Linked DNA regions of Mus musculus: region 2 is linked to region 1. Evidence: chromatin contacts called from ENCODE Hi-C or POLR2A ChIA-PET data. All regions are on one chromosome and are shown on one strand. The core of a region is the stretch at or near the end of the contact, and the rest is flanking DNA. Distances in the headings are between cores, read along the strand shown.

The links. A loop is a pair of places that touch in the nucleus more often than their neighbours do. ChIA-PET counts read pairs that join two places held with the same protein, here RNA polymerase II (POLR2A).
Region 2: a loop to region 1 is called in a map of v-Abl transformed pro-B cells, with 2.8 times the contacts of the local background. The contact joins the promoter of Camk1g here to the promoter of Utp25 in region 1. A Hi-C loop is called at or near these places in 1 of 37 maps with a recorded cell type or tissue (v-Abl transformed pro-B cells). POLR2A ChIA-PET finds 5 or more read pairs at or near these places in 1 of 5 experiments (embryonic stem cell).

What each region holds. Positions count from the first base shown.
Region 1 is chr1:193,128,793-193,131,603 of GRCm38, reverse strand. It overlaps Utp25 (UTP25 small subunit processome component), which reads left to right and starts at 1,353. Exons shown (of 12, transcript NM_145415.2): 1 at 1,353-1,560; 2 at 2,074-2,113. The coding sequence starts at 1,454.
Region 2 is chr1:193,368,894-193,371,704 of GRCm38, reverse strand. It overlaps Camk1g (calcium/calmodulin-dependent protein kinase I gamma), which reads left to right and starts at 1,423. Exons shown (of 13, transcript NM_144817.2): 1 at 1,423-1,530.

The sequences.
Region 1 (2,811 bases), core at 104-2,603:
CTGGCTACCACCCTTTCTGTTTGCATGGCTTTTGATACTTTTTTGCTGGGGGGGGGGGGTTGTCCCCCACCACCACTGGCTTTCCCACTCCCACCCTAATTATTAGTAGTAGATGACCCTGGAACAGAGGGCGGACAGGTGGACCTGAGTAAACCCCTACTCTTCCACAGAAAGATGTTTCGATGTCTCCAGTTGTGCTTTGAGTCTAAGCTGGAGCTAGTACTTTGTTTACATTGAACCTCGGTTAGTTTTGAAGGGAAGTATGTCTTTGTGTGGTGTCAAACAGCCTCACCTATTGCTGTGTGTCCTTGAAATACAGGCCTCAGCTATTTTTGTTCGTTCCTTTGTTTATTTAGAGAAGTTGGGTCTTGTTTTATTTTCCCTGGGTAACATCAAATTCACAGAGATCTGCCAGCCTCTGCTTCCCAAGAGCTGGGATTTAAGGCGTGTGCCACCATGCCCGGCTCAATTTTATTTTTTAAGTAAAGGTCTCTAACACTTCATTCTCTTGCCTCGGCCTCCCGGGGACTGAGATCACAGGTGTGAGTCACCACTAGTTTATTTGCTGTGTGGGTTTGTTTTGCTCAGTGTTAAAGATCAAACCCCAGGATTTGAAAAGTACCTTGGCTAAGCACCCTACATATGAGCGAGCAACGCCCCTGGCCCGTTTAGGCTATTACTCACACTCAGGCTAATACACATCAACTTTAAATGTACAGTTTCACTCGTTTGGGTGATAACACATACAAGATCCTACTTTATCTTGTGTGTTTCTGCTTTTGTTAAAGAAGCAATGTCAGGAGAGGATCACCTCACATACTCCCAGAGACTAATGAATGATCTTTCTTGCTAAGCATCGGTGTCTGCATCTTTCTCAACAGACTGACTCGCTAGATCCGTCTGGACAGTGTGCCGTTAAGTGGGGTGTGCGGGCACCCTTAAGCGATGGTCCTTATTCTTCTGAGTAGCATTCAACCATTTCTGCTAGCATACATTGACATATCAAAGCGAACCACGCGGTTGTGGATTTCGCTTAGTGCTTGAAAACCAGTGCAAGGTCCTGGGTTCAGTTCTTAGCTCCTGGGAGAGGGACAAAGGACCACCAACCTCGTCCTCCTCAATTTTGGAGAAAAAAAAAAAAAAAAAAAAGGTAAAAGATAAGCACAAAGCAAGCCACTCCATCCCGGAAAGACAGCCAGTCCCTGCAGCCCTAGGAGCTGGTGTTCCGATCACGCATGCGTAGACACGCCTATGTGCTAGAGGCGCTCCGGCAGGGGGCAGTATAGCGACCAGAGGGTGTAACGCCTGTCGTACTCTCTGGGCGTAAAGCAGCTTTGCTTTACGGCTCCCGCCTCCGCCGTAAAGCCAGCGTGCCCACGTGCGACAGCGACAACTTGCCACTGGGAACCTTGTGTTTTGTTTGTTTGTTTGTGGCGAGCTTGACGTTTCCGCTATGGGCAAACGCCGGAACCGGGGCCGCAGCCAGATGCTCAGCACCATGACCAAGAAGCAGAAGAAGCACCTCCGCGACTTCGGCGAGGAGCACCCCTTCTACGACAGGTCGGGGTGCGCGGGCCGCCGGGAGGGCTGGTTCCGGCCGAGTTGAGCCGGGTCCGGTCGGTGCAGGACGGGAACCCCGCTGCGGAGGTGCGCTCTGCACCGGGACCTGCTGAGACCGCGGGCCGTGCTGCCTGTCATCCGAGCACGCGCGGGCTCAGGCGCGAAATCGCAGCTTAGCCCAGCCAGGGCCGCGTAAGGGTCTCCAAAAACAGGACGGGAGGTCGGGAGATAAAGTTGGCCCTGAGAGGTGAACCCCGGTGTGCCGTTAAAAGCCAGTTTCTGACTTATCCTTTCTTAAGAGATGTCATTGAGCTCTCTTGTCTGTTACCCTTTTGTCTGCTGATCATCTCTGCCCTTGTGCATGCAGAATTTCATTTTTTACACTGACTGGATATTATCCTGTATTGGACATTTTTTTTTTTTTTGGTATTCATTTAAAGCAGAATCATTATGCCTTTTCGTGATTGTTACGAACTAGCAGCTAAAGTTTAATGTTATCTATTTCTATTTTAGGGTTTCCAAGAAGGAAGCCAAGCCGCAGATTTGTCAGCTGGTAATGCTTTTTTTCTTTATAGTAGTTGGAATTGGGTTGTTACCTTTAAGATTGGGTGTAAACGTAAAGTTTGGTTTGCATCCCCGTGTTTCTCTGTTTTGGGTGTGAGCTGTGATTTTAGTAATGCTACCCAATTGGTTGTAAGTGATGGAGACAGCTGTAGAAATTACCATGTGATGAGAGAGGCTATGGTTGGAAACTACCCCATGACACTGTCTTAAGTTCTGTGGAAGGGGTTCATCAGAGTGCTGGCTCCTTGTGCATGAAAGGCTTCACACAGTATAAAATGGACAAGGGGCCCGGAGACTCAGACAGTGACACTTGCTTGTAATTCTCCTCTTACATCATGCAACATGAAACCTGATGTCTGAGATGTAAGTTAAAACTCATAACCTGAAATTTTGTTTGAAAAGTCAGTTTTCTTTCCACGTGCAGCTGATGTCAATTAGAACCATAGCTTGGTTAACTGTTTTATTTAAGTTTCATGCCCGGCTTGGTTCAAGAGATGAGACTGTAATATTTGCTGAAAAGCTCATAGGGATTTTTGTTTTGTCTGTGAGTTAATGTATATTCATTATACAAAGTAGCGGGTTTCCTAAGGACTTTTCCAGTCAAAATTATCTGATCGTATTCATTTCCTTCCTTTGACTGTTTGTCTTCCATCTCTGCTCATCCCTTTCCTCTTCCCAAATTCTTGT
Region 2 (2,811 bases), core at 174-2,673, 240 kb before region 1:
GGTGGAGCCACCTCTGGGTTGACAGCCAAGTGGTCCTGGGATGTATAAGAAGGCAAGCTGAGCAAGCCAAGGGGAGCAAGCCAGTAAGCAGCACCCCTCCAGGTCTCACTTCAGCTCCTCTTGAAGTTCTGCCTTTACTTTCCTCAGTGATGGACTGTAATCAGAACTGTGTAATTCAAATAAGCCCTTCCTGTCCCATGATGCTTTTAGTCAAGGTGTCTATCACAGAGACAGGAAGTAGACTAGAACAAGAGACTTCAGAAGGCATAACAAGGAGATGCATACATATTCTATTTGTTGGCATCCATGAGTTTGCCAGAGGCATGCGTAAGAAGTAACAAAAGTGATCACCCCTAGACAGCAAGGCCAGGCTCAAGGGTAGAGGGATAATGCTTTTTAATACAGCTCCTGTCATGGAGCCATGAAAATGCTATTTTTCCAACACTTCGGGGTGACACAAAATAGAAGGCTAACTAGGAAGAACATACGAACGTGTCTAAGGGCTAACAGGATCTGGGGACAGCACAAACAAGAAGAGTTCCTGGGAAGTTGATAGATACTGACCTTCAGGAGGAAAATTCCAGGAGAAAAGTGAGGTTGGAGGTAGCTAGAATATGGCCACATTCAGGTGAGCGTTCCTCATGAAGGTGGTTATGGGAGCGTGGGTGGGCAGCACTGAGAGACTAGAGAAGGAGAAAACAAGATCCAGAAGTCAGAGGCCCGAGGAACCTGAAGAGGGAAAAGAAGACTAGCCAAGGGGCAAGGCAGAGAGATGAAGATGAAGTTCCAGAGGGAACAGGGCATTTCTAGAGGTCTAGTGGTCTCCTGCAGTCTCCCGAGTTATGACTGGGGACAGAATGGGGTTGGGGGCCCAGAGGAGAGGAGAGGAGAGGCATCAGAGATTAGGCTAGAACCTGCCAAACCAGGGGCTTCTCTCCCTCCTCCTTCGGAGACAAAATAATAGGCTCACTGCTCAGCGAGGATGACCACTTCTCAGCAGATACAGATCCGTTCCAGGGCTGGGGGAAGGGGCTTTTAGACCACCTAACCCAGCAACTGCTGTGTAAAGTGGAAACTGAGTCAGGCAGTCCCAGACAGCTTCTCTGCTTTTTTTCTGTTTACACTTCAGGGGGAAATCCACAACTTAATCTCACGTTGTTTTCTGTTATTCACACATCAATGCAGACAACATTTAACACAGCTGTGCCCTCAAACACACAGTGTGTAAACAGCTACTCGGGCATTAAAGGGTTCTTTCTGAGCTTGGCTTTTTTTTTTTTTTTTAATTCCCTAGGAGGGAGGGAGGAAGAGCAGAGCCCAGAAAAGCAAGGAGAGATACAAACCACTCTAGCTACTTTTACTCCCCTTTAAGGCTGCCTGGTTACAGTCCTGGGAAAGAAAACCCCTGTATTCCTCCCCTTTAATTGGGTTTATTGTTAAAGCACTGGGGCAGCTAATCCTCACAGACCTGTAGGAGCAGGCTTGCTGGCCAAGATCACAGACTGGAGCACCTTTCTTGTGAGCCCCTGGGTAAGACAGCCTGTTTCTTCTCTGGTCTCTGGGGAGGTTATCTTGTTGGCACGGAGAGGGAGAGGGTTTGAAGACTCACTTCCTTTCAGCCCCTGTCAGTCTCTCCTGGCTCTTGTAGTCTCAAGGGTAAGTTGTAATGGAAAGAGAAGCTGTATGAGGCCCTAGTAGGTGCTTCCTGGGGGGGATATCTGATCATTCCTCCTGGGCTGGACCAGGAGAACCTTCTGTACTTACGGGCAGAGACAGAAATAGGAGAGCATTGTGCCCAGTGAGCTCGGGTATGGCTGGGGATGGGAGGGGGTAACAGGACCTATAGCTCCTTAGCACCCCTCTTCTAGCTCACCCTTCATTCCTTTACCTCTGGGACCTAACTCGTCTATCAAAGGAGATGGCTTACCCCACCCACACTAGCATCTTTGGTGGGGATGGATAGCTTGTGGATACAAAGGCCATGGTAAATAGCCTGTGGCTGCTCTTTTGGGGGGGCAGATGGCCTCAGGCCTTGCAGCAGGGTCTCGGAGACAGGGTTCAGCTTCCCACCCCAGGTCCAAGGCTGCTGCATAAAGATGCAGGACACAGACATAAGCTAAAGCTTTCAGTCATAGCTGGTCCCTTCACCTTCCCCAGGGGCTCATCTGTTCCTGGAGTCTAAACTTGCCCAGTGTTGCTCTGTGGGGTATTCAGAGTAGGTTCGGATTCACCACCCACGCTAGCCCCTCTCTCCACGTAAGTTTGACGCACAGCTTTAACCCTGAGACTAGAGGAGGTGGTTGCAGGGCCAGCTGCAGTGTGAGCCTGGCCAGCCTCCTGCTCTGGAAACAGAAAATTGATCAAGAGGAAAAATCTCTGAGCTGGGTCAAGAGGGTCAAGCGGGTTCTGTCTCGGTTAAGGAATCTTTCCAGGTCACAGAGCACGGTTGGGCTGGGACCATCATTCCTGTGGACCTGAGCTAAGCCAGTGCCAAGGATGAGAACCAGAGTACAAAGTGCTTAGTAATAGCTGATACTGCCACGCTTTGCAGCTGGCAATGGGCTTTTAATCCATCCAGTGATGTGCTAGATGGTCCCCTGCAACCCATTTAGTATATAGCTCAGAGAAGTAAGGTGACTGATATAGCTATAAAGCCAGCATCCCTTGTGTCCTGGCAGCATTTGAACACCAGTCTTTTCCATGTTGCTGTGATGTGTGTGTGTGTGTGTGTGTGTGTGTGTGTGTGTAAAAGAGCCCTGTTTAAAGATGACGGAAACTTTGGGAAAAACCTGAAGGCTGAGGAGGCAAAGG